Linked DNA regions of Homo sapiens: all the other regions are linked to region 1. A link is a loop called in an ENCODE intact Hi-C map of the cell type or tissue named here. Cell type or tissue: HCT116. All regions are shown on one strand.

What was found. A loop is a pair of places that touch in the nucleus more often than their neighbours do. Peaks named below come from ENCODE experiments on the same cell type or tissue, not always from the same donor. Only the 100,000 strongest peaks of a DNase experiment are listed, where the experiment ranks them.
Region 2: a loop joins it to region 1, with 4 times the contacts of the local background. A loop is called at or near these places in 3 of 110 quality-filtered maps.
Region 3: it touches region 1 in a loop (13-fold over the local background); 40 of 110 quality-filtered maps call a loop at or near these places.
Region 4: it touches region 1 in a loop (7-fold over the local background); 49 of 110 quality-filtered maps call a loop at or near these places.
Region 5: it touches region 1 in a loop (4-fold over the local background); 17 of 110 quality-filtered maps call a loop at or near these places.
Region 6: it touches region 1 in a loop (17-fold over the local background); 85 of 110 quality-filtered maps call a loop at or near these places.
Region 7: a loop joins it to region 1, with 2.6 times the contacts of the local background. A loop is called at or near these places in 12 of 110 quality-filtered maps.

Annotation. Positions count from the first base shown.
Region 1 is chr9:5,184,503-5,188,502 of GRCh38, reverse strand. It overlaps INSL6 (insulin like 6), which reads left to right and starts at 2,864. Exons shown (of 2, transcript NM_007179.3): 1 at 2,864-3,189. The coding sequence starts at 2,901. In HCT116, a CTCF peak has its summit at 1,916 (motif pointing left); a DNase peak (open chromatin) is centred at 1,872.
Region 2 is chr9:5,712,956-5,716,955 of GRCh38, reverse strand. RIC1 (RIC1 partner of RAB6A GEF complex) reads right to left here. Exons shown (of 26, transcript NM_020829.4): 4 at 2,953-3,060. Among named protein-coding and RNA genes, the nearest start is that of INCR1, 85 kb to the right of the region's middle. In HCT116, a CTCF peak has its summit at 1,658 (motif pointing right); a DNase peak (open chromatin) is centred at 1,685.
Region 3 is chr9:5,423,212-5,427,211 of GRCh38, reverse strand. All of the region lies in intron 3 of PLGRKT (plasminogen receptor with a C-terminal lysine), which reads left to right. Among named protein-coding and RNA genes, the nearest start is that of PLGRKT, 13 kb to the left of the region's middle. In HCT116, a CTCF peak has its summit at 1,986 (motif pointing right); a DNase peak (open chromatin) is centred at 1,988.
Region 4 is chr9:5,440,741-5,444,740 of GRCh38, reverse strand. No RefSeq gene overlaps it. Among named protein-coding and RNA genes, the nearest start is that of PLGRKT, 4.8 kb to the right of the region's middle. In HCT116, a CTCF peak has its summit at 2,133 (motif pointing right); a DNase peak (open chromatin) is centred at 2,138.
Region 5 is chr9:4,757,690-4,761,689 of GRCh38, reverse strand. No RefSeq gene overlaps it. Among named protein-coding and RNA genes, the nearest start is that of AK3, 18 kb to the right of the region's middle. In HCT116, a CTCF peak has its summit at 2,186 (motif pointing left); a DNase peak (open chromatin) is centred at 2,203.
Region 6 is chr9:5,588,305-5,592,304 of GRCh38, reverse strand. All of the region lies in intron 1 of INCR1 (interferon stimulated noncoding RNA 1), which reads left to right. Among named protein-coding and RNA genes, the nearest start is that of RIC1, 39 kb to the left of the region's middle. RefSeq lists an enhancer at 2,213-2,402. In HCT116, a CTCF peak has its summit at 2,094 (motif pointing right); a DNase peak (open chromatin) is centred at 2,104.
Region 7 is chr9:5,261,391-5,265,390 of GRCh38, reverse strand. No RefSeq gene overlaps it. Among named protein-coding and RNA genes, the nearest start is that of INSL4, 32 kb to the right of the region's middle. In HCT116, a CTCF peak has its summit at 1,594 (motif pointing right); a DNase peak (open chromatin) is centred at 1,630.

The DNA of each region.
Region 1 (4,000 bases):
AGTGCAGCACAGCTGCTGGGTCAGTTTGTAGCCAGACTGCTTCTTTAAGCAGGATCCTGATCCACTCCTCCTCACCAGGCAGGGGCCCCCGCTATGGGAATCTCAGCATCCCCAGCCAGGGGTTCATGGACAGAACTCTGATATCCCTGAGAGGAGCCCCTGGGAGGAGAAGTGGCTGTGGTATTGTGGATCAGCCATCTTAGTCTTTTCTGCCTGCTGGCTCTGAAGAGTAAGGGCAGCCCAGACAAGGGGGATTCCCACCAGTGCAGCACATCCACCCTGCCAAGGGGCAGCTAGATTGCTTATTTAAGTGGGTCCCTAATCCTGGTCATCTTTTGAAAGAACCAACTTTAGTTTTGTTAAACTTTTCTATTGTTTTGCTAGCCTCTATTTTTAAAATTTTTTTGTTGGACTTTCGTTATTTTCTTCTTTCTGCTAAGCTTGGGCTTACTTTGTTCTTCTAGTTCCTTGAAATACAATGTTAAGTTGTTTATTTGAGATCTTTTTTGACATAGGTGCTTATTACTATAAACTTCTCTCTCAGCACTGTGTTTGCTGCATACCATAAATTTTGGTATGTTGTGTTTCCATTTTGGAGTTTTTGAGATGGAGTCTCACTCTGTCACACAGGCTGGAGTGCAGTGATGCCCTCTCAGCTCACTGCAACCTCCGCTTCCCAGGTTCAAGCCATTCTCCTGCCTCAGCCTCCTGAGCAGCAGGGATTACAGGTGCCTGCCACCACACCTGACTAATTTTTCGTATTTTTAGTAGAGACAGGGTTTCACCATGTTGGCCAGGCTGGTCTTGAGCTCTTGGCCTCAAGTGATCCACTCACCTCAGCCTCCCAAAGTGCTGGGATTACAGGCATGAGCCACTGAGCCCAGCCTGTCTCAAGATATTTTTTAAACTCCCTTTATATTTCTTCTTTGACCCACTGGTAGTTAGGAACATGTTCTTTAATTTCCACATATTTGTGAGTTTTCAAAAGTTCCTCCTTTTATTGATTTCTACTTTCATTCCATTGTGGCCAGAAAAGATATTTGATATTATTTTATTCTTCTAAATTTATTAGGACTTGCTTTGTAGCATAACATATGATCTATTCTGGTGAATGTTCTCTGTGCATTTTAGAAGAATGCGTATTCTGTTGCTGTTGGATGGAATGTCCCATAAATATCTGTTAGCTCCACTTGTTCCAAAGTATAGTTCAAGTCTTTTGATGAGTCTCTTGTGGGCAGTATATAGTTGAGTCTTTTTTTTTTTATCCATTCAGCCCTGTTTTTTGATCAAAGAACATAATCCATTTACATTCAAAGTAGTTATTGATGGGTTAGAATTTACTACTGCATTTTGTTAATTGTTTAGTGGTTATTTTGTAGATCCTTTGTTCTTTTCTTTTTCTCTTGTTCTCTTTGTGATTAGATGATATCCTGTAGTGGTATGCTTGATTTCTTCTTTTTTATCTTTTATATATCTACTATAGGTTTTGCCTTGTGGTTACCACAAGGCTTACATTCATCTCAGTATGATTAATATTTTCCGTTCTCAAAAACCTTACCTGATAAAGTTCTGACTAGGACTCATGGCCCACTATAGTTTGGACATAAGTTATTTTTTAAGGAAGGTGATTAAATTTTACTAATCTATATTATATCAACCATTTAAAAAATCCAATTGGCAGTTAATTTAACAGCATTCATGGATGCCACTGGGAAGCAGGGAAAAGATAGGGAAACGGAAAATTAAGAAAAAGACATAGAGTCAGAAGACAGAAAAGAAAGGGAGAAAAAAATAAAATTGTATAGGGAAATGGTGAGATCACTGATAAGCTTGCACCTGTGGCTTCAGCATCCTGAACCTTATTCCTGAGACAGCCACCGAATGCCCTCTTGTGGCCGATAGTACATCCTTCCACGCCAACACACTAGTAACACAGAACTTCATTTAAAATGATAAAGCTACCTATGCCGATTGCGCTTCGCTTCCCTGCCCCTTCCCTCCTAACTGAGCAAAATTATCTCACCTAAATGAGCATTTCATGCTGCATGCTGTTATTCTTACAAGGCAAATCCTCTAGGGGTCCCTGTCACAAGTTAATTTGGTAATACACAATCCTCTACATTATCTAACCGAAAGAACCAGATTTCCATCCCAGGTACCTCAAGACAGCGTCCCTACTTCTTTTTTCTGGAGATTGAGGCTAAGGCCCATGCCTCCCTGTGAACCAGTAGGATTTTTCTGAAGAAGCTTTGAACCTGACTAAACGCACATGGCCATATGCAACACTTAAACGTTTCACCACATATTTGATTGCCAGCTAAATGCCAGATCCCGGGGTACGATGGAAAGCAAGAACAGACGCAGGCCCTTGCCTTCATGAAGCGGGGGTCTCAGGAAAGAGGTTACACGCCCACAAATGGAAACAGGTCGATTAACACCGTGAAAGAGATGACAGGGGGTTTCTGTGAGGGAGACGAAGCTTTATTAACAACCTGGCAAACAAGAACGAGAAACGCATTCCAGGTGGAGGGAGCAACACTTTTTAACCTACGTTATCAGGTAACAGGGATCCTATGTTCTCACGCTTGGTGAGGAATCTCCCATTGAGGAAGGAAAGAAAAATGAATCAAACTAGGGGGTGGCGGGGTAGTGAGGGGATTTTTGGCTTTCATTTTAGGAGCCAGGGCCTGCTACCTTCGACCACCTGAGACCCCTGAGCTGGCGGGAAAGCCTTGACGCAGCCGGCGCGCGCCTTCCCTTGAAGTTCTGGCGACGCCCCCACGCGCTCGGAATTCCGCAGTGTTTGTGCGCGCCGCTCGGCCTGGCGCAGGCGCAGACAGGGAGCAGGGTCCGGCCGACCGCCATTGCACAACGCGGAGGACTAGCCTGGGGTCACAGGGATGCCGCGGCTCCTCCGCTTGTCCCTGCTGTGGCTTGGACTCCTGCTGGTTCGGTTTTCTCGTGAACTGAGCGACATCAGCAGTGCCAGGAAGCTGTGCGGCAGGTACTTGGTGAAAGAAATAGAAAAACTCTGCGGCCATGCCAACTGGAGCCAGTTCCGTTTCGAGGAGGAAACCCCTTTCTCACGGTTGATTGCACAGGCCTCGGAGAAGGTCGAAGCCTACAGCCCATACCAGTTCGAAAGCCCGCAAACCGCTTCCCCGGCCCGGGGAAGAGGCACAAACCCAGGTAAAAATCGAAACCGAAGGCATGTTTGTTCACCTCTGTATATTTCTTATTCCTGCATTTGCTCTGCCAGAAGGTGAGCTTCCCCAGGAAGTGGAATTTGTGCCTAGTACACAGCTCTTTAAAAAATTGTAAAAAACAGTGTATTGAAAATATACAAAACTTCAATGAAGCGCTTTTTTTTTTAACTTGGAGGAAATAAATGTACACTTGTAAGTCTACATATTTATGTAAGAATGTTGTTCTTTTCTGGAGTGCCAGTCATCTGGCAAACTCCTTTTTGTCCTTCAAAGCCCAACTTAAGTATCATTTTCCCTGTGAAGTCATCATTGACCTTTTCATGGCCAATGGCTCCATTGTCCTTTCTACCACAGTATCTAGCACATAGTTGTATTTGACTGTCGTCATTGGCTACAGAATCAGCCCAACCTTGTAGAAGATAAAAATGCAGAGTACCTTGTTCAAAAAAGCAGGAAAGGGCCATGAAAATAAAGGTAGTAAAATATAAAACTGTTTTCCTTACTTGTCCATATCCCCTGGTCACGTACCAGGAGATAGGCCTGGTCCGTTCTCCTATCAGGCTTCATTTAAGAGTTTACGTACTTGTATTTCATTCACTTAAAGTTTCAAAGGTAAATTTATTCAGAACAACAAAGGAACATTTAAACCAAATGCAAGGCCTGTGTGACTACATAGGTTTCAGTCCCATAAAGTCAGCCCTATATACCATACTGTATTATAGGGACTATTTCATGCATATTTTTGTCTGAAATGCTTAGCAGATGGCCTAGCACATCGCATGTGTTTAATATGC
Region 2 (4,000 bases), 530 kb before region 1:
CTTGTGCCTATAATCCCAGCTACTAGGAGGCTGAGGCAGGAGGAATGCTTGAGCCCAGGAGCTCGAGACCAACTGAGCAGCACAGTGAGACTACCACCTCTAAAAAAATTTAGAAATAAAAAAGCTGGTGTCAGTTGTTAAAATACTAATAATTCTATAAATGTTGGTAAATAGACCTTGCCCCAAGTCACCTAAGTGTTTGCTACAACTGACTCCCCTCCCTCAGAAAAATCTGGCCAACTGAAGGATTCATTATTGGCGTAGTAGGGCGATGTCAGAACCCTGTTCGATAACTAATAACCCATGTCTTTTCATGCTGTATTGGTTCTTAAATTTTTGTTTCTTTTGAGACACAGTCTCTGTTGCCCTGGCTGGAGTGCAGTGGCACAATCTCAGCTCACTGCAACCTCTGCCTCCCGGGTTCAAGCAATTATTGTGCCTCAGCCTCCTGAGTAGCTGGGAGTACAGGCGTGTGCCACCACACCCAGCTAATTTTTATATTTTTAGTAGAGACAGGGTTTCACTATGTTGGCTAGGCTGGTCTCAAACTCCTGACCTCATGATCTGCCCTTCTGTCCCCTTGGCCTCCCAAAGTGCTGGGATTATAGGCATGAGCCACCGTGCCCAGCCTGGTTCTGAAATATTTTTAATATCACAACTGTTAATGAGTACATTTAAAAATTTAGGTAAATACACTCTAAGTTATATCCTTAGAGAGCCTCTTCAATCATTGACTTCATTAATTTTATGAGAGCTATGTGGTATCCCAGGTGTGCGTGTGTGTTAAATGTATGTTTAAATTTAGGATCTTGGCTGGGTGTGGTGGCTCAACACCTGCAATCCCAGCACTTTGAGAGGCCAAGGAGGGGAGATCGCTTGAGCTTAGGAGTTTGAGACCAGCCTCAACAACATGGTGAAACCTTGTCTCTACAATAAAGTACAAAAAATTAGCGTGCTGTGACGTGTGCCTGTAGTCCCAGCTACTTGATAGGCTGAGGTGAGATCACTGGAGCCCAGGAGGCTGAGGCTGCAGTGAGCTGTGATCATGCCGCTGCAATTAGCTGTGATTGTGCCACTGCACTTCAGCCTGGGTGACAAGGTGAGACCCTGTCGGAGGAGTGGGGAGAGAGGTAGGGAAGGGGATGGGAGGGGAGGGGAAGGGAGGGGAGGGGAAACTCTCATTAAAATTATGTTTTTACCTTCTAAACATTCTCTATCCTCAATTAATAACAAAAGTTAGATGCTTAACATTAATATTTTTTCTTCAAATCAAAAATAAAAGATGAGATAGTACTCTTACCCCTATAAGCAACAGCATAACCAATATCCTAGCCTTATCTGACTTATATTTGTGGTGACAGGAGGGAAAATAATTGGTTATAAAAATCTAAGTTTCATGTCTTCTCACTCGATTTAAAATCTATAGCAAATTTCAAATTTCCAGCAGTTATGTGTTTCAGGTGCTGATAACTTTGTTCTGAAATGCAGTTATTTCACTGGAGTTTTGAGAGAAACCTTACAGATTTCCAACCACCTAAATTCATAGATTAAAACCTAGCACCTGACAGGTTAAACTTGGACAAGATGGCAGAATTGTTTTTTTTTCTTTTTGGCTCTTTTTCTATTCTATTTCCATGCACCATACAAGGTTTCCCACCAGGTGGAGGTAGAAAGCCAAGCCTGTACAATTCCACCTTTTCTTGGTACCTACAGACACTCAGAATTCCTTATGTATCAAGTTACTTTCTTGAAAACGATTCCCATGCTGAAATAAATAAAATGTGAAGTGATGAATAACCTTGTGACCAAGGCGATGAGTAACTTTGAACTCAATCTTCTGTAACACTGATTACATTTAAGCAAATAATAATTGTGTTCTTTTCTATGAGAATAAGATATGAAGGGGATGGACCAAACAAGGCAAGACAATACCCAGCCACTTGCATAGTTTTAATGTTTCAGTATCATTCTGTACAGTACTCTAACAAGAGAAATGGTGAAATAAACCTTTACTTAGAACTGTGAGTCAGAGGGATTTTTTTAAAAGTAGCATGACATTCATATAATTCAATACATTTACATAGTTCAATATTAAAAAAGAGTACACAATAAAAAGCTTTTCCCCCAAACCTGTCCCATAGCTACTCAGTTCTCATCCCCAGTTTCTTATGTATTCTTCCAGAAAAATACATGCTCTCTCTTTTAAACAAGATGGAGATACCTCATCTCCCTTTTAAAAACAAACATTAGCAACATAAGCATTTTGCTTTTTTCACCCAACAACATATTTGGAAAGATTTTTTTCCATAAAGAATGTCCTCAATGTTTTTACAGCTGCGTATCGTTTAAATAAATTTTCTTATATCTACACAATGGAAAAGATATGCAGCTAAACTAAGTGACAACTAAAACATCAATAGTGGAACAACAATTAAAGAAATAAAGCCAAATTGTAGGTAAGATTTTTTCTACCAATGGGTATAAAATAGATTTTTGGTATTCTGGTATTTCTGGCCACTTTGTCATAAAACCTTTATTCATACTTGGATGAAAAAGTGTAACTTTCTTCCAAGTGTATATAAACTTCCCAGAAGCTTATGGCAACTTTGGAAACAAAGGCACTTTCTCTTTTCCTCAACTTGTGTGCTTTCATCAGTATTGTTTTGGGAAATATGGACTGTTATCACTCAATCAAACAATTCTAGACCTTATAAAATATAAATTTCAAAATAAGATTATAGTTGGTATATTCAATTTTATTATAATAATTTAAGTATTAAGTGCCATCTGTAAAACTTCCATTGTCTTATAAGGGTTAATCAAGCATTTCCAGAACTAAGAAGTTATCTTGAATTAAAAGAAATTAAACTAACTTTCCTGTTGGTCATGGGATTTACGAACTACATTGTCTACTGTCATCACACAATGTCAAATTTAACCAAAGTACTGTACCTCATGATGGGTGCTTGTAAATCCAGTATTTTCCTCATCTCCAAATTTAATGCTGGAGCACACTGTTCTTCCTTAAAATGGGGTGTCCCCTTCATTTGTGGACTTCCTCTAAAACAAACAGCATAGAGTTAAAGAAAGATGCTGAATTTGCCTCCATTCTGTGGCTAATACACATACAATCAAATAAAGTAAATGAAATAAAACTTACAAATCAGGTATTCATCCTTCAGATTCTCAAATGAAAAACAGACTTAAATTCTATTATAGCAGACATTATCTACTTATCAATTGGAAATAAATGTTTGACCAATGTAATTTGTGTTAGGAGGGTGGGAAGAAGAGCAGAGAATCTGAGAAAAAAACCCACTTGAAATAAAAGTGAACTAACTCTAAAGAGAACCAACAGGCATTTTGTTTAAAATTCCTGAGGGCCCTTTCTAAGGTGGACAACTATGGAAAAAAGTATCATTCTATACAGTATCTGTCCCAGTGATCCAAATCGTGTGGCTTCATCTTTACTTACTCCACACCTTATCCTTCATTCCTATTCTTTGGGTGTGAATCAGAATTAAGGTGAAATTCAAGGGTGCAATTAGGAGATGTTTCACAAGTTACTTAGTAATAAGTAGCTAAATACCTAAAATTTTAAATCCCTGGCATCAAATAGCTGCAGTAGAGTGCTGGGTCAATGCCAACTTAACTGAACTGTCACACACGACCCTTCAAAGGACTACAGGTTGTTTTGTATTCTTTATCTCCACATGGCATGGTAGACCAGTATCTTCTTCAGTGCCTGTGCTGGAATTTAACAGTTATCTGTCTCTCACCATCAGCTATCACTTGTGGCAACAATTAGCCTGCTGATGTCATCTCTCCCTTTCCAGTCAAGTACATTCCTATAATTTGTCGATACTATTAAAATATGCACAAAGAGGCAAACAAGTCCAATAGCTTTCAAAGTTCCTGGCTTTGGGAAATATATTTTGATGCTCATTTTTTTAGTTTTCTTTCTTACTTATTTTTGCTTATTTTTTTGTTACAGACTATT
Region 3 (4,000 bases), 240 kb before region 1:
GACAGCTTGGCTACACTAGACAAGGGGATGATTCATGTCCCAGCAGGAATGGTGGGAGATTTTATCACATTACTCAGAATGATGGGTAATTTAAAAATTATGAATTGTTTATTTCTGAAATTTTCCATTTAATATTTTCAGACTGAGGTTGACCATGGGTAACTCAAACTGTGAAAAATAAAACTGTGGATAAGAGGGGACTGCTGTAATAAATTAGCCTGTTATTATTTCATGGATGCTGGCAGAAGACTTTATTACTCGTAGCACAGAAAGCGGCACGCACTCCAAGTCCCATAAAGGAGATGAAGGAGAGCCTCGTTGGATGCTGGGATGGATGCTTTGGGTTTGTGACATAGCTGAGGTACATTGAGCTTGTGGACTCTATCATTTTCATCATGAGTGATGAGCAAGTCTGCTCTTTGACTGGAAGGAGATGGTACCTCATCCCTCAGGGTTGCTTACTGCAAACACAACTCTGGGAAATGGCCCAGCTAAAGAGCAGTCAGGGCCTGTGACCTCATCCTACCCAGCAAGATCGTGCAGGAAGACTTGTCCCATGGTGGATTGATTCTCCTAACATATGTTGCTTAAGGTGACTAGGTTTTTCTTGTTGATCAAGATACACTTTATTATTTATTTCTTAATTTCAAGAAAGGATGAACAGGGGAATATAGACCCACATGGTTGAACCAGTGTTCTAACTCTAGAGATACTTGAGTTCTGATCCTCCCTGGGGCAGCCTAGAGAGAAACATCCTCATCTACAATAGTTTCGGAAGATTGGTTTGTTCCTTGAATGTGTCCCACTTGAAGGAATTAAACTTCCAGCATCATTCTAGGGTTTTGAGCTGTTCTTTCCTTTTTTAAGAGTATGAAGTATTTGATATATACCACAGAGTATATTTATATCAAATGTAAGTTATGGAGTATAATAAGATGAACACCAGCGAATCTCCCACTAAGCTTAAGAATTCTGTTATGACAATATTCCTGAAGCTCCCTGGGGGTTCTCCTCCCTATGTATTGAGTGAACCCAAATAGCTAAGGCTGGGCTGGAATTGACCTCATGTCCCAGAAGTCCCTAGGGTTGAAAAGGACCCTGAAAATGGCATGGACTTGACTACTGGGCTAGAAGATGTTGTCTTTTTAGGGTCTTCAAAGATGAAGTTTTAAAAAAGATTCTGATTGAAATACCATGTCTAAATAACATCTTTAGCCTGTGATTTAGTCTTTTGGCTATTTTTAAATTTAATGGCACCTCATGAGAAGGATAAATAGAAGAAATAAAGCAAAACGTTTATTAGAGTAAAGCCTAATAAATAAAATCTTATCCTACTGGAGTTTTTTTAGTTCTTTATTTTTTGATTAAAAACAAAGATAAATCACAGCTCAGTAATTTTGTGTTATTGTTTTTTTCTTTTGGGGGAAAAGACCACTCATGATTCAACCCCATCTCTTATACCACTGGTCAGGCTCCCAATCCTGGCTGCACATTTGATTCATCTAGGGCCTTTTGAATGTTTGGGTCCCACCTCAGACCTTCACAGAGTTGTTATTTTAATCTCTCTAGGGGACTGTAATGCAATGTAATGGCCTGGGGTGAGAAACATTTTTTCCCTTCTTTTTCTGTGATGCTACATAATTATAATTGGTGATTGTCAGTGATTTAATATAATCTATAATGGAGATAGAAACCAAGCAAGTTTTCAATTAATAGTAAGCCAATCAGGAAACGAAATTAAATCAATCACTGGAGTCTGGTTAACCAAATTTATGAAAGGCCTCAAATCAAAAGGTTTTCTTTTTTTAACTTACGACTTTGGTTCAAATTGTGATGGAGAGGATTCATGCTACTAGTTATAATGATATTTTCAGATTATCAACAAACTTCAGTTTCTTTCTAGCCTGTGTTAGGATGGTGGATGAGTGGTAAACTCATCTAAAAACTCCTCTAAAAATGAATACTTCCTTAAAATGCCACTAGGAGGCACACCTAAACTAATTTTATGTCACCTGAGTGGCTGGAAAAGCATTTTGAGAATGAGGGAAGAACATATTCTATAGGTCCATGCTGTGCTGCAGTGCTATGTAGGCAAAGCACTTTTGGTCAATGTAAAGATTAGCTGGGCAGTAAATAGATGTTTATTTGTTGTTTATTGTGTTCAAGCAACAAACTAAAGGTTTTTTAAAAATGCATGAGATCTAGACTTTGACCTTTATATCTGTTGTTAGACTTTGGTGTTAAGAAAATGAGGCATAGCTATAAACCAAAAAATACAGTTATTTAATATTAATATGTATAGGCTGGGTGGGGTAGCTCACGCCTATAATCCTGGTCAATACGGTGAAACCCCATCTCTACAAAACAACACGAAAGATGAGTCAGGCGTGGTGGCTCGTGCTACTTGGGAGGAGGATCACTTAAGCCCAGGAGTTTGGGACCAGCCCGGGCAACGTGACAAAACTCTGTCTCTTTCTCTCTCTCTCTCTCTGTCTCTCCCTCTCTCCCCCCCCTGTGTGTATATATATATATATATATATATAAAATATATAATTATATTATATATAATGTAAATATATTAATATAATATAATATAATAAATAATATATTATATTACTGTATAATATAATAAGTAATATATATTATATTGTATTATATAAACATATTAACATATATGTTAATAATATATATTTATATGTTATATATTATATGTTAATAATATATATTATATTTTATAATATGTTATATATTATGTTATAATATATAATATATTTTATAATATGTTATATATTATATGTTAATATATAATATATTATGTTTTATAATATGTTATATATTATTACATTATGTATTATATGTTATTAATGATAATATATTATATATAATACTATAGGTACACATCACATTGCCCAGCTAATATCTAATATATATTATATATAATATATGACATATAGTGTATATATACTATATGACACATATAAATACATATATATTACATATTACATATATTATGTATTATACATATTACATCTATTACTATATATAATATATATTATTACATGTAATATATAATATATGTAATATATATTATAATATAGACTATATTACATATATAATATATATTATATATTATACATATATATTAGCTGGGCAATGTGATGTGTGCATATGGTATATACAATATATGTCATATATAATAGATGAAATAAATACATATATATTACATATTACATATATTGTGTATTACACATACATATTACATATATTACTATATATAATATATAACAGGTAATATAATATCTAATATATGTAATATATATTATAGACTATATTACATATATATTAGCTGGGCAATGTGATGTGTGCCTATAGTTCCAGCTATTCAGGAGTCTGAGGTGGGAGGATTGCTTGAGCCTGGGGGGGTCAGGGTTGCAGTGAGCTGTGATTATGCCACTACACTACAACCTGGGTGACAGAGTGAGACCTTGTCTCAAAAAAAAAAGAAAAATAATAAAAAAGAAATTTCCCATCTGAATTTCTTAATGAGCTGTAGTTGAGGTACCTGGGGCCTGGCAATCTGTTCATAGAGTGTTTCAAGAAGAAAGAAGGTGTTTTCAACGGTGTCAAATGCTGCAGAGAAGTCAAAGGCCTTTAAAAAAGGTCAGTGCCTGGGAGGAACCATGTCAGTAGAATATGAGGGAAGAAACAAGTCTGTAAAGGCCTGAGTGTACGTAAGGATAAAATGAAGGAAGAATGTATATAGACTCCCTTAGTTTTCTGTGAAATCTTACCATGCAGGTAAAAGATACAGTATGTTCCAAATATAATTATAAAAAGAAACATACTTCCAGACACATACTGGGAGGTATTCCTTTGGCATTACAACATTCATTTACACATTTAGTACACTTTATGGAGTGTCTATCACGTGCCAGTTGAATTAGGAGCTAGAGATACTTTGGTAAACAGCACAATCCCCTCTTTCAAGGAACTCAGGCTC
Region 4 (4,000 bases), 260 kb before region 1:
GGATTAGAGCATTCTTTTGACTAAGTACAAAGAAGGAAAGCCTCGGAGGCTGAGAAATGCCATCAGGTGGGCATCAGCACTTAGGTGAGTGTGTGAACTCTGGAGATGAACTGGATAGGCCACCCTCCAAGCACCTCCACGTTCAGCACCTCCAGAACCTCTCCAAATCCCCTCATTTAGGGATTTTTATGGGGACTTCATCATGTACACATCAGCAATTGTTACCTCAATCTTCAGCCCCTCTCCCCTTTTCACAGGATGAGGTAGGAGGTGAAAGTTCCAAGCTTCTAATCATGGCTTGGTCATTCTTGTGACCAGCTCCCATCCAGAAGCCCACCAAGTTACTTCAGGAGAATGAAAGATGCTCCTATCACTATGGAAATTCCAAGGGATCAGGAGCTCTGTGTCAAGAACTGGAGTCGAAGGTCACATAGAACAAAAAATTTACCTAGCATACCTATCACTCAGGAAGTTACAAGTCTTTTAGGAGCTGTGTGCTGGAAAATGGGGAAAGAAATTAATGTATATTTATTTATTATAATACCACATGTAATAAGGTAGATCATTTTACTCATCAGAGTTCAGGAACTGTTCTCTGTTATTTTTATACACATTCAGAGTAGGAGACCAAGTTGAATTTCACAGGATTGCAGGAGGCTGAGATTCACAGGCTGAGAATAGGATCATGTGAGTTGCATGGGTTTCAAGAGAAGGAAGTTAACAGGGGCTTAGTATAGTGCTGTAGTGACCTCGCAGTTGAGGAGGATAGATATAAGGTGCTACTGTCAGTGGGAAAAAATAGGAAAGAGAGAAATATCTAGAGAAGATTTTAGGAGTTTCTTGTTCAATATGCTGTGTGAAGCATTTGCGGGGACTCCTTCAGAAAGCATAAGGTGAAGACCCTCATTATTCTTCATGCTTCACAGTTTACGTTTTCATTCAGTTTATGTTTTCTTAGAATGCTATTACATGCATGGACTGAGCCATGTGAAGCCTCAGTTTTATTCAGGTTACACTCTGAAATATAATCATTTTCAGCTCAAAAAACCTTCCTTGACTTTATTACCCCTTACATTTTTATCTTCTCCAATTACTCCTTTTCATAACAAACATCAATAAACTGTATCATTACCTTTTAAAGCTATCAAATTAACAAAACAAAACACAATAATTATAATAAAGATTAAAATAGCAGCAATGGTAAAACATATACCATTTAAAAAATGTCAGACCCTATTTTTGTGATTTACACATATTAGCTCATTTAAATCTTACAACAATCCTGTAAGGAAGGTACTATTATTGCCTCTATTTTAGAGATGTGGACACTGAGGCACAGAGCTTTAGTAACTTGTCTAAACGACACAGCTAGGAGATAGCACAGCTGGGATTCGAACCCAGACATCTGGTTCCAGTGTTTATGCTCTTAACTATTGTGCAAAGGTATAGTGAAATCAGCATCCTTATTCACTGCTGGCATGGTGTATTTGTTCAACTCCAAAAAGTTAAATGCAGAGTTACCATATGACCCAGCAATTCTGCTTTTACATATATACCCAAGAGAATTGAAAACATACGTTCATACAAAAACTTAGCAGCATTATTTATGACAGCAAAAAAAATGGGAACAATCCAAATGCCCCACAATTTTGAATGGATAAACAAAATGTGGTATATCCATACATTGGAACATTAATCAGACATAAAAAGAAATGAAGTACTGGTACATGCTACAACTTGGATGAACCTTGATCATACTAAGTAAAAGGAGCCAGACACAAAAGGCCATAGATTGTAGGCTTCCATTTATATAAAATGTCCAGAATAGGCAAATCTATAAAAACAAAAAGTAGGTTAGGGGTCCCCAGAAACTGGGGGAATGGGGAGAATGGGGAGTTTGGGGAGTGGCTGCTAATAGGTATGAGGTTTCTTTCTAGGGTGAAGAAAATGTTATGGAATTAGATAATGGTGGTGGTTGTACAACTTTTTGAATGTATGAAAAACCAATAAATTGTACAATTTAAGGTGGTACATTTTATGGTTGTGAATTACATATCTTAATCTTAAAAATCTCTAGGTAGGGAGAGAACAGGATCTGAGTCCACTGATGCCATTATATTACACTGCCACATGGTGTCACCGTTGAGGAATGGATGAAGTCCAAAGAAGGCTTACACAAAGCTTGTGTCCAGGTCATGCCCAAGCTACAGAGGTGCCCCAGGATTGGAGTGAAGGTTAAAATCCAGAATTTGGGGAGCACCATCCCAGAATGGTTTAATATTAAGGAGGTTCTAGCCTCAGCCCCACACTGTGCAACTATTTGCAGTCCTTCACAGACCGAAGTTCTTGGCTAAACCTGGTTCCCAGCTCAATGGGGAAATTCAAATCCTTGTGAAAGCATCTCTGTTAAAAGGAGACACTGCTAGGCACATCTTAAACTTCCAAACACTTTATTTTTTGAAAAACTGCTTCTTTATGGAGGTCCAAGGAAATATTGGGCAATTTTTACTGTCCTGGGATAGGGAGCATCAAATGAGTTGAGGATTTTACATCAATTTTCTCTAAAATATTTATACTACTTAACTCAGTGTATACATATGCATGTGCATATATATATGTGTTTATATATATACACACGTATATATACACACATGTATATACGTGTGTATATACACACATGTATATACGTGTGTATATACACACGTATATACGTGTGTATATACACACATGTATATACACACATGTATATACGTGTGTATATACACACGTATATACGTGTATATATACACACATGTATATACGTGTATATATACACATATGTATATATGCGTATACACACATGTATGTATATATACACATACATACGTACATATACATATACATACATATGTATATATACACATATGTATATATATATGTATACACACATATGTATATATACATATATATACTGAGAAATATCCAGCAATGGAAGTTGTTACATACACACTTATTGAAAATCCTTTAGCTGTTAAAAATGGTAAATATAAATGCAATGTAGCAACATAAAAATCCTTATGTTATAATGCAAGATGATATAAAACACATATTTATATATATGCATAAAAATGTACACATATATATTCACAAATTCATACAACTGAAAATAATTCACATACCAGTTAAAGTTATATGCCATTTGATTCTGAAATAAATTTCCTTTAACCCTCTTACTCCACATTTTATAAAATGTGTCCAATATCTATACCAAGACTTTTTTTTTCAATTTCCTGGGCATATTTTTCTATGGTCACTTTTTTCACTTATGTTTTAAAATTATGAAAAACATCATACATACAAGAAAATTTATAATGTGTGTTTTCGGTTTAACATGTATCCATCAGGAATCAGAATTTTACTCAGTTGGTTTGATTAAAGAGATATTAGTGAAGACACTACTTAAAGGAGTATGACTAAGAGAACCATCCAGTTGAGTCATCCAGAGTCTAGCAACAGCAGGAAGACTGCGCTCTCTCTAGGCTACATAGCAAAGGAGAAAAGTGTTTCCAGAGCCCATGGAGCTGGAGCCATGGAGAAGGGACTGCTTGCCAAGAGCTGCAATTGTGGAGAAACACAACCACCACCAGATACTCAGCCCCAAACAGAGAAAGAACAGAGAAAATATACCCTGATGTCTTTTTCCTCCTGCCTCCCATCTCCCTGAATGCCTCCCGCTGTCCAAACTCAAATGGAAACCAGCTGAGGAGAGCCCAGGTGGTGCCGTCCAAAGAGGTCAGCTTTGGGGTATAGAACAGGGCAGGGAAGTGAGGAGAATGAATATGATGGAAGGCAAACAGAAAACCTAGACAGTCTAATTGTTTTGTCACCCAGAATTTATTCTTTTCCTTTGCTCAGATGAAGAGCAGCTCATCCCTTACATATGAGAATGACAGAGTCTGACAAGATTTCTCCTCGACCAAACTTTAGTCAGGCTCCTCTAAGCCATCTCCTTGATTAGATA
Region 5 (4,000 bases), 430 kb after region 1:
CTAGGGACACAGAGAAGGGATGCCTAATCAGACTAAGGAAAAGAATAGAGAAGGCTTCCCAGAAGGTAAGACTCTAGATGAATAAAAGTTGGTGAGATGAAGAAGGGGAGCAGGGGAATCATACATAGGGCATAAAATATGGAAGTTAAGAGGGCATGAAACTCCATGGGCCCTGAGAGCAGTGTGGGAGGCTGGAAGGAAGGAGAATGTGGCAGTGTCAGAAAATGAAGGGCCTGGGGCCAGGGACAGTGGCTCACATCTGTAATCCCAGCACTTTGGGAGGCCAAGGCAGGAGGATTACCTTGAGGTCAGGAGTTTCAAGACCAGCCTGGCCAACACGGCAAAACTCTGTCTCTACTAAAAATACAAAAATTAGCCAGGTGTGGTGGTGGGCGCCTGTAATCCCAGCTACTCGGGAGGCTGAGGCAGGAGAATCACTTGAATCCGGGAGGCAGAGGTTGCAGTGAGCCAAGATAGCACCACTGCACTCCAGCCTGGGAGACAGAGCAAGACTCTGTCTCAAAAAAAAAAAAAAAAAAAAAAAGGGAAAACGAAGTGCCTGGAATACCAAGCTATCTTTCTCCCCAAAGATCCAGGGAATGCAGAAATTTTAAGCAGGAGAATGACTTGAGAAGATCTGCATTTTTGGAAGATCTCTCTTGGCAGCAATGCTGAGGGTGCAGGACATCCGGCTTGGGTGATCAGATGTCATTTTCTAAGAGTATACAGAGGGAGGGACAGGGTTGGGGGCAGTGGGTCAAGGAAGAGTAAAAGGGACACAAAAGGGAGCCTGGGCACGGTGGCTCACCCCTAATCCCAGCTACTTGGGAGGCTGAGGCAGGAGAATCGCTTGAACCCAGGAGGTGGAGGTTGCAGTGAGCTGAGATTGCACCACTGCACTCCAGCCTGGGCAACAGGGTGAGACCGTGTCTCAAAAAAAGAAAAAACAAGAGACACAAAGGGAAAGAGGAGGCCAGGCATGGTGGCTCATGTCACAGGAGGAAGAAGTTCAAGAGATCCATGGAGACTGTAGTTAGTAACAATGTATTGTATACTAGAAAATTGCTAAGAGAGTGGATTTTAAGTGTTCTCACCACACACAAAAAGAAATGTGAGGTAATGTATATGTTAATTAGATTGATTTTGCCATTCCACAATGTGGACGTATATCAAATATCATGTGGGACACCATAAATATATACAATTTTTATTTGTCAGTTAAAAAATTTTGAAAGAGCAATCATTTTAGAGTTTTCCCAGCTTGTAGCCATGAGGGGTTACATGGGTGTCTTTATGTCCACAAGAAGAGCGGCACTGAGTAGGCAAAAGGACAGGTGCCCAACCCACAGCTTCTGCTTATTCCCTTCCTTCCCCTTGACCAAGCTGAACTTACAGCCTGACCACAGAATGACCCAACAAAGCTAAATTTAATTGTGTTTGGAACCTAGGAGCAGACTCAATTTGATTTCTAAACCTCCCGAGAGAAGCAGTGTACCCAAGGCCATCTATCGTGTGGCATGGATAAGGGAGTCTGTCTTCTCTCCTTTTGTCAGGGAGTTCTGGGGTCTGTGTTCATTTCCCAGTTGTCCTTGACAACCCTGTTTTATGCTGGACAGCAGAGTGGGAAAAGCACTGGTCAGGAACCAAACGAATTACCGAATTGTCTGACACTGTCGCTTAAGCTGGCTGTCTCTGTTTTCTGTCTGTAGAACAGGGATAATAGAGCCTGCCCTTAATCATTGCGTGGTTGGTCTAAAGGGTGAAATGAGACAGTGCTCTCGAAACTGTGAAATGTGCCAGGAGCGATGGCTCACGCCTGTAATCCCAGCACTTTGGGAGGTGGTGGTGAGTGGATCACTTGAGGTCAGGAGTTCGAGACCAGCCTGGCCAACATGTTGAAACCCCGTCCCTACTAAAAACACAATAATTAGCCAGGTGTGGTGGCCTGCACCTGTTATCCCAGCTACTTGGGAGGCTAAGGCAGTGAGCCGACATCGCGCCACTGCACTACAGCCTGCGTGACAGAGACTCCGTCTCAAAAAAAAAAAAAGAAAAGAAAAGAAGAAAAGAAAAAAGAAAAAAAATAAACACTGTAAAACGAATATAAGATAGGCCCTACAACTAGGAGCTGCGTTACCGGAGTTAGGTCGGGAGAAATAATGCAGGAATGGCGCCCCCTTCTGTGCGGCGCAGGAACTGCAACACACGCTGGCGGCAGCCTTCATCCCTGGTGGGGTCCGAGCCTCAGGCATCTCAGGGAGGGGACCTTGAGGGGAGGGTGGCATAGAACCAGAGGGAAGTCATAAAACTGGGCCTGGCATCTTCACAGCAGCTTAGAATTCTCAACCATGACCTTCTATGCCCACTTCGGGACTCCATTAGTCACAGTGGGTCTTTCCTGCAGGAGACTCCAGCCAAGATATTTAGGCCAGATGATTTTTTTTTTTTTGAGTTTCGCTCTTGTTGCCCAGGCTGGAGTGCAATGGCACGATCTCGGCTCACTACAACCTCCACCTCCTGGGTTCAAGTGATTCTCCTTCCTCAGCATCCCGAGTAGCTGGGATTACAGCTGTCCACCACCACGCCCAACTATTTTTTGTATTTTTTAGTAGAGATGGGGTTTTACCATGTTGGCCAGGCTGGTCTCGAACTCCGACCTCAGGTGATCCACCTGCCTCGGCCTCCCAAAGTGCTGGGATTACAGGCGTGAGCCACCGCGCCCAGCCTAGCTTCTAACAGAGTTTATTACTTTTCTTTTTCTTTTGTTTTCTTTTCTTTTTTTTTTTTCTGGCCAATTGACGCTTCTGTGGACCTAAAAGGAAGAAGCTGAGGCGAAATTAATATAGAGAGTTTATTGGGGTCAAGGTTGAGAACTGCAGCCTGGGACACACTTTCAAGTTGCCTTGGAGAGTGCTCCCAAGAACAAAAAGAGAGCCTCGAATGTTTAAAGAATATAAGACGAATCAGGAGAGGGGGCAATTACAAAATTGATCATTAGGATTTCTCATTGGCTTACAGAAATAACACTGATTAGTGATTGGCTAGACTTTGTTGAACTATAGGGTGTATGGCATTTCATGGCTAATTGGCATCAGTTAGTCTAGAGTCTTCATAGCAAGAGACTTCAAGAGATCATTATTCAGCTCGAGAAGGAGTGAGATGTGACTGCAGTTACATCCCAATGCCTCTCTGGGCCTGATAATGTAAAGGGGTTCATATTTCTCAGATTAAAAATTTATCTTTTATCAGTGACTTGCGCCTGTAATCGCAACACTTTGGGAGGCCAAGGCAGGCAGATTGTTTGAGCTCAGGAGTTTGAGACCAGCCTGGGCAACATGTCAAGACCCCACCGCTACTAAATTAGAAATTAGCTGGGTGTGGTATCAGGCACCTGTGGTCCCAGGTACTGGAGAGACTGAGGTGAGAGGATCACTTGAGCCCAGGAGGTTGAGGCTGCAGTGAGCCATGTTTGCACTGAGCGGGGTGACAGAGCAAGACTGTCTTAAAACAAACAAACAAACAAACAAAACCTTTTCTTTTCCCTCCACACTTGATAAGAATGGTTTTTCACCTGCTTATCCACAAATTCCATGCCATTCTCAGGAAAAGTGAATTACAAGCCTGAAGCAAAACTGCAAAGAGGGCAGGGTTTGTCTGGAGGCTCCTTCCCCCACTTTCTGTACAGGAGTTTTCTTTGAGAGCATCATGAGCCAAGAGCCAGATTATTCTGGATTCCTTTCCCATCCCATCCAAATCCCAACCTCCCTGTGCCCAAAGCATAGTGGCTCTGCTGTCTGCTGTGACTAATATGATTAATTAACTTTTAAAAAGTTATTGCTAGGTGACAATATCTTAATGTGCTAATGTATTTGTCTTTTAATAGCAGTCTTTAAAAACTGGAGCCAAAGATGGGGGATAGAGGTAAAGAGAAGGATAATTTCAATGTCATATTACACAATTTGTCTGAAGAGATTATTTGTATACAAGGCCCTCCATTTAC
Region 6 (4,000 bases), 400 kb before region 1:
TGCTAGGAGGAAAGAAAGGTAATCCCATCTCTACCTGTCCTAGCTTCACTTTCATCTTTTCTGCTTTTTTTCTTTTGCCAATTCACTGTACCATTCGGTTATATAATGTATATATTGAGCACCTACTGTCTGTCAGGCACTGATACCTGCATTTTCCTAGTAACGACAGGGCTTTCTACACACTTTCTGATCTCCCTTGAGACCCTGGCCCTTCTCCAAAGCCCGTAAAAGCCACTGTCTTTCCTGTGTTAAATCTTCTCCCGCTGTGGCCTCAGGTGGCTCATTGGAACAGCAGGAACAGTTAAATCTGGAAGGCTTCAGGGTTTCTGTTATCTGCTCACTCCTCTACATGTGGGATTCTCTGATTCTTTTTCTCTAAAGGGGATATTAAGGGGGAAAATATCCAGGTTCAACTGGGGTTTTAGCACCTGTGGAAAATAATTATTGAACTTGACTGAGTGAAGGGCTGGCTGATTTTGGTGGATCCCTGAGGTCAGAGCTCAGTTGATTCCCTAAAAACCATTGAGTAATTTCCCTCAAAAGAAGATTAGGTTAAAGAGTAAGTTTGAGGTGCACAGAGGGAAACTTTGTGGGAGGGAAAACAGAAGAGAAATAACACCATTACCCCAATCTATTTCTGATAAATCAGCATAGAAAATCCATAATGTTGTAATTCTATTATCAATGGATGATAGAGAAGCATATTACCACAAAACAAGGATGATGAAGGAAAGATATAAAGGGGACATATAGTGATGTCTGTTTTGGCTTTTAAATCAAATTCCACAATAGGACTACATAAGAACCAATTTGAATGCTTACCACAAATTGGTATCTCTGCTTACATATTCTCTTTTTACCATTTTCCTACTGGTATCTGATTCTGTTAACAGTGTACCTACAGGGGCCAGGCACTTTGGGAGGCTGGGGCGAGTGGATCGCTTGAGCCCAGGAGTTTGAGACCAGCCTGGGCAACATGGTGAAACCCCATCTCTATTTCCTTAAAAATTGAAAAGTGAAAAGTAAAAATTAAAAAACAAATTTTAGAAAGTGTATGTACAGTGTCAGGGAAAGGGGAAATTTAAGGAAGAAACATGCAAATATTGAGGTTCTACTGTAGTGCCGTCAGAAGCAACTTTAATCTTTCAAATGTCACAAAGTTACATAGCAACCGTTGGAAAGAAATCTAATCTAGACCTCCAAGTTTCCCCTATTTCTTTAAATAAGGGAAAGTCTTCAGTAATTAAAGACCACTTTAAACCGGCCTGTGGGTTGCTTGAGTTAAAAAAAAAAAAAAAAAAAGAGGAAAGAAAGAATTTGTAGTTAATTGATAGGTGGACACCACATTGAGGGTCAAGTGGTTCAATGTACCTTAGAAGGAACCCATGGTAAGTCTTTGTAACTGAAAGTGAAGCAATGGGCCAGGTGTGGTGGCTCATGCTTGTAATCCCAGCACTTTGGGAGGCCGAGGCGGGCGGATCACCTGAAGTCAGGAGTTTGAGATCAGCCTGACTAACATGGTGAAACCCCGTCTCTACTAAATATACAAATTTAGCTGGGAGTGGTGGCACAAACCTGTAATTCCAGCTACTTGGGAGGCTGAGGCAGGAGAATGGCTTGAACCCGGGAGGCGGAGGTTGCAATGAGCCAAGATCGCGCCACTGCACTCCAGCCTGGGCGACAGAGTGAGACTTTGTCTCAAAAAAAAAAAAAAGAAAGAAAAAAAGTGAAGCAGTATAGTGTTTGTCAAAGCGTGATCTGTGCATTCGTGCCCATCCACAAACTGTTGTTCCTGGTCTGCAAAGGAACTGAGTGTAGAAACTTTAGAGCAATTTCACAGAATAATTTTAAGTCTATTGAATCTAATGGTTAAAAAGATTAAGTCTTCTATTTGTAATACCTTTACTTATTTAATTTTTCTGCTAAATTATTTTTATTATAGCTTTTAAAAGTATTGGTCTGTGAAGGATTGGAGGTTGAAAAAAACAAAGTAACAACAATTTTTTACCACAGTCCGTTTGAGAAGCACCCGTCTAGATTGTGCTTTCAGGTGGTTGCTTTCAGGGCTTTGTCATTGTGCAACACTAGGGGGCACCATCTGCATGGTTGTGTAACACAGCCGCCCTAATTTCTAATGACCAGTGCTAGATAAGAGGGCTGTGAATTATCCAACTGTAGACCACAGATGTGCCTTTATATGGACACATGATTTTGGATGGGTGGGGATATTTTGTAAACTTAAACTGTTGAGCCCAGATATGTAAAACAACTTGTGTTTGAAATGTCAGATTTGTATTATGTATTAACCTGGTAGGCAACTTTTTGATTCCTCAGGACAGAGAGATATCACCCCTTCTACTCCCACTGACCAAGAAAGTTTAGCTGGTTTTGCCAAGATTTGGCAGAAACTGCCTTTTACCATTTCATTTTCCTTTGTGGCAGTTTTGTAAGTGGAGAGGAAGTGTTTGAATCTGAGCCCCCTGCAGCTCCGGTTTGAGTTACAGCTTGAGGTCATTGTTCATTGATAGGCAATCACGTATGTTTGCTTAGAAACAGTAAGCATCTCTCCCAATACATTGTTCTTCTTAATTATGTTTTAATTAGGTGAATCTTAAAATACATTTTTCTTGGTGGTATGATGTAAAGAACTTTGGAGTTATGTAAGCCTGTATGTGGACCCCAGGACTGTTATAATACCTGGCTGTGTTACTTGGGAGATAGGACTCTCAGCTTTCATTTCTCATCAATAAAATGGGGATAATCCTGCCTATCTTGCCAAGGTGTTGTAAGGGGTTAAGTAAAATAATTCATGCAAAACACACCCCACATGGTACTTAGCATAGCACGCTTTCATATGTGTTAATTTCTTCTTCACTTTTATTTGGGCAATAGGCCCAAGAGAACTTAGGGGAAGGATGAATGATAAGTAAGTAAGGCAAGGAAAGGAATGAAAGAACATAGCCTTGGATTGGCAATCTGCAGTCCATTAAAGTCAGCTGGTTCAGGGCATTGTACCCCAGCATGTGAACTAATTTGCATTTTTAATGCCCATCGGCCTGATATCATGGGAATGTGCCCAGCCAATTTGGGAATATCATTCAAACCATCCACAAGGACCATGTATAGCAGAGGTGTCCAGATTTCACCAGCCTTCAGTGGGCCACACTTCTAATTAATGCCCAAATAACTTTCAGCTTCATCCCCTTATGTAACTGTGAGAAGATTAGTCTCTGACTTTTCCCAAAGAATTTCTGGAAATTCCCAGGAATTCTTACCATCTACTAATAGAGCCCCATTAAGAGTCCATCTTGTAATTCCCCAAAACAGAGAACAAGACTATCATTTAACAAAATTTTACTGAAAGAGATGTGGGAAAGAGATTTTACTGAAAGAAAATCATGAGAAGAAATAACAAGGCAGAAAAGAAAAATATAAAACTGGGCCCTGTAGAACATCCCCTACCTTTATCTCATAGGAGGACTATCTCCCCTTTATTCCCTGTCCCTCTACCTTGTGGTAGGGATCAATATTCCTACAGATAACAAGAGTCCATTGACCATGGCTCCCCTTCCCAGACCCCAAGGAAAACAGTCTCAGGGCTGCTCAGTAAATATTTGTTGAATTAATGAATGGTCTTAACCTTCCCATTCCAGATTAAGATCTTGGCTTTATATTTATATGATTGTTAAAATTTTTATTTAGATTTTTTCCCCTCAAACAATCAGTTTCAAATGTAAATTTTGAATCTCCCTTCTATTATACACTTAAAGATCTGTTAAGGGGTAAAAAAAATTTACCTTCCAGATAGGTAATTTTTTTAATTTGGCAACTTGGGAATAGTAGCTTTTCTCTGTCCTTGTACCCAACTTCTTAACTTTAACAATGAAGATTTTATGGGCCCAATGGCCCCAGCCTAAGCTGGTGCACCTTGTTACATAGGGCATTTACTGTTGAGAGCATATTTCTGAGAATCCCAAGATTTTCACTTTTGCATAAAGGC
Region 7 (4,000 bases), 77 kb before region 1:
AAATAATGCAAAACTTATTTTTAAAGAATCTCAGTGAGATCCAAAAGAAATCTGAAAACCAATAAAAAGAAATGAGAAAATCAATCAATGAGACTACATGAAGTGACCAAACCTACCAATCGTTGGTATGCCTGAAGGAGAAGATAAAGCAAAATGTTTAGAAAACCTGTTTAGGAAAATAATTGACAAACACTTGCCTAGTCTAGCAAAAGATTTAGACATCCAGGTACAAGAGGCCAAAAGAACACCAGAAAAATACACATTGCAAGATAGACTTTATGACATATATTCATCAGACTGTCTAAAGTCAATATGAAGAAAAAAATTCTAAAATCAGTGAGAAAAAAACATCTAGTCACCTAAAAAGAAAACCCCATGAAACTAACAGTGGACTTCTTAGCAGAAACCTTACAAGCCAGAAGAGATCAGGATTTTCCTAGTGCTTAAAGAAAAACATGTCAATTATGAATTTTATGTCCTGCCTAAATAAGCTTCATAAATGAAGAAGAAATAAAGTATTTTCCAGATAAGCAAACACTGATGGAATTCACCACCAGACCAGAAATGCTCAAAGGAGTTCTAAACATAGAAATGAAAGTTCATTATTCACCATCATAAAACACATAAAAGTAAAAACTCATAGGTCTTACAAAACAATTACACAAAGGAGGAAGAGAAAGAAATCAAATGGTAACATGAAAGAACTCCACTAAACTACAAACAGATAGGAAGGGGAAAAGGAAAAAAAATCTACAAAACAATTAGATAACAATTAACATTATGAAGGAATAAAACCTCAAATACCAATATTAACCTTGAATGTAAATAAATTAAATGTAAATAATATTTGTAAATAAATTAATATAAATAAATTAAAAGATACAGATTGGCTAAATGGATTTAAAGACATGAAACAACTATATTCTCCTTACAAGAAACTGACCTTAGTGGTAAAGACACTTACAGGTGAAAGGTAAAGGAGTGGTAAAAGATACTTCACACAAACAGAAACCAAAAGCAAGCAGGAGTAGTTATACTTACATTAGATAAAGCAGATTTTATATCAAAATGGTAAAAAAAATAAAAAAGAAGACAAAGAAAGTAATTATATAATGATAGAGGAGTCAATTCAACAAGGGGATGTAACCAACCTAAATATGTATGCACCCAACACCAGAGCATTGTAAAAGCAAACTATATTTAGTTTGATGGTCTGAGAAGGACTCTGTACTTCTGTATTTGAGTAAGTTATTACCTAACTTAATACGCAGGCAAGATTGAAAACCTAACTTAGGAGTGTGTGCCTGTAACAATCGCTGAGTCTTGGCCAGTCCCAGCAGCCATACTTCAACCAGTCATACACTGCTGAGTGTTCCAACTGTGTTCAAATAAGGCAAATGCCAAGCTGTAACCCATCCAGCTGTTTCTGTACCTCACTTTTGATTTCTGTATGTCACTTTACTATTTTTGTGTATAAATTTTTTTCACCATAAGGCACCCCTGGAGTCTCTCTAAATCTGCTGCGACTCTGAGAGCTGCCCAATTTGTGAGTTATTCATTGCTCAGTTACTCCTTTAAATTTAATTCAGCTGAAGTTTTTCTTTTACCAGAAGGTGTCAGAAGTGAGGTCCGGAGTAGAGCTTCTAACAACCCTCAGGAGTGCTGAGTGAACGAGGAAGGTACCTTCAGGACCCACTTGTGTCCACTGATCTCAGAGCAGCTGGGGATCATGAGTAAGTTCTCTCTTGGATTTCAGAGCTTCACAGATTTGTGTTTTGAGCCCTCTGAGTTTCTCTGAGCAAATTTCTGCTCCAAACTGGGTTTGGAAGTCACAACAGAAACTGGACTGGGTCCAGGAATGGATTTGATATGGGAATTAATTGCCTTGGATCCAGTTAGAGGCCTCTTAACATCTGACTGGGTCAGAAAGAAACTGGTAGCAAATGATAATATAGTAGAGGTGTAAAATTTGGCTTTTAAAAATTCACAGGAATTTTTGTGTTCTACCCCCTTTGTTTCATTTTTCTTGCATGCTTAGGTAGGGAAAAAAAATTGTTGGCTAAGTTAATCAAGGAAACCTGAGAACAAAGCCAATATTTTAGGTAAAAATGGGATCCTTAATTTCTGAAAAACTGAGTTCCTTCGGCTTACGTGTTTGGCACAGCAGCAGCGAAATCTTACAGAAACAGCAAAATCTTACTAAAGGTAACTTATAGCAGAATGTTCTAAATAAAACACAACACACTGAAGTGCATTTGAAAATGAGGGATCCCCAAAATTAAGTCTGCTAATCTTTCAGCTTAATTACTGTCCTAATCCAAAGGAAATAGACCGCAGCACCAATTGGCTGACTTTGGATACGTAATGAGGTATATTTTACCAGAGTAAAGGATGGGATTGGGTTAGAGGCCCTCCCGTGAGTAAGGTCCCTCATGGCTAAAAATGGATTAAAGATGACGGGGCCCAACCCGGGGCAAGTTTGAGCCTTGCAAGTTCAATACTGAGTGCTAAGCAGAGTGGCTAAGGTCTATGTTTTGTCACGTGTATTTTGCTCTGGCCAGAATGAAAAATGTTCATTGGGTTACCCCTTGCAACCCCTTGGGTGGTAACTTGCAAAACTGACAGGGCTTTGCCTGTGATTCCTCAAAACAAAACAAAACAAAACGAAAAAGATGATTTTTCTTTATGATGCAACTTGGCCCCCAGGGCTATAGTGTGGCAAGCAGGGTCACAAGAGCCACTCAGGGAAAGGGAACCCAGAAGCCTGGCATGACAGCAAAAGGGTAATAATTTCTTACCAGTCAGACTCTGGCCTCTGTCTCTGTCTGTGCAAACTGGTTAATTGAATGGTAGAAGTCACTGTTTATCTCCTCTAAATTTTGATTAATATAGAAAAGAATTCTGAGGCTGGTCTTAAGCTGTAGTGAATCTGGTGTGCTTTGTATGTCTTTCTGTATTGTTCTGTCGTAAAGAGGGGTACCATGAGGTAAAATGCATGCCTAGGACCCCATAAGCCTGCTCTTCAAGACAGCCCAGCAAACTGGTCAGTCATGTCCTTGGGAGTTCAACCTCGTAACCATGTGGCCATGCTTTCTCTTTTCACAATGGTTTCCTGGGTTCAGGGTTCAAGTCCCAGCTTAGGGAATGAGTACTTTCTGATTTGATACCTGTGTGACCTTTACACCATTTGTTGATTCTCCTCCCCTCCATGAGCCATCTTCAATTTTCCTTTCTCTGAGCAAATATTGGCCATTTGGCCTAGCCAAGGTTGGATAACAAAAGATTTAAAAGGACTTTTTAAAAAGAACACTATAGTTAAAAGTCAGCTTAATTAAAAGTGGATACTCAAGCTCTAGCAGCCTGGAACTCCTTGGGGAAAAGAGGAGGTGCCAGAGACCCCATTTTGGAAAAAAATCCTGTTTTCCTCACGAACCCCAGGAATTGGAAACGGATAGACCCCCTCAAAATCTAAGGCTCTGTTTTTCTTTTTGGAGGTGGGGGAAGCAACATCTGATATAAAAATGGGACCCTTAATTTTGGGGATCTGTTTTGCCTTCCAGCTGTGCCTGCTTATTCTGTTAGGCCCTAGAAAATGCATGCTTTCCTGGCCCTGTTCTTCCAAGGCCTCTAGACTAAACCCAGTAATCCAATTTAAAAGAACTTAAAAACTGGCAAATGAAAAATCTTACAACTACTGGATCTTCTCTCTGTGTAGTTATACATGTGTTGTGTGTGTAATGCTTTTATACAAAAGAGCTTTTATTAATTAGTTTAATAATAATAAGAGCTTAAATCAAATACTTTGTCAGAAAAGTTAAAAGTGTAATGCCTTTTAGTTCACGTGACTAAAGTAATCTTTGGGAAATAGAAACAGTTTTACATGCAAAGTAAAGAATGTGAAATGTGTTTTTGGTAAAAGTTTATAAGAAGGCATGGGACTGTGGATTTCTCGCCTAAGTTTAGAAAGTTAAAGGATTGTTTTAAGCTAGGGTAAAGCTGA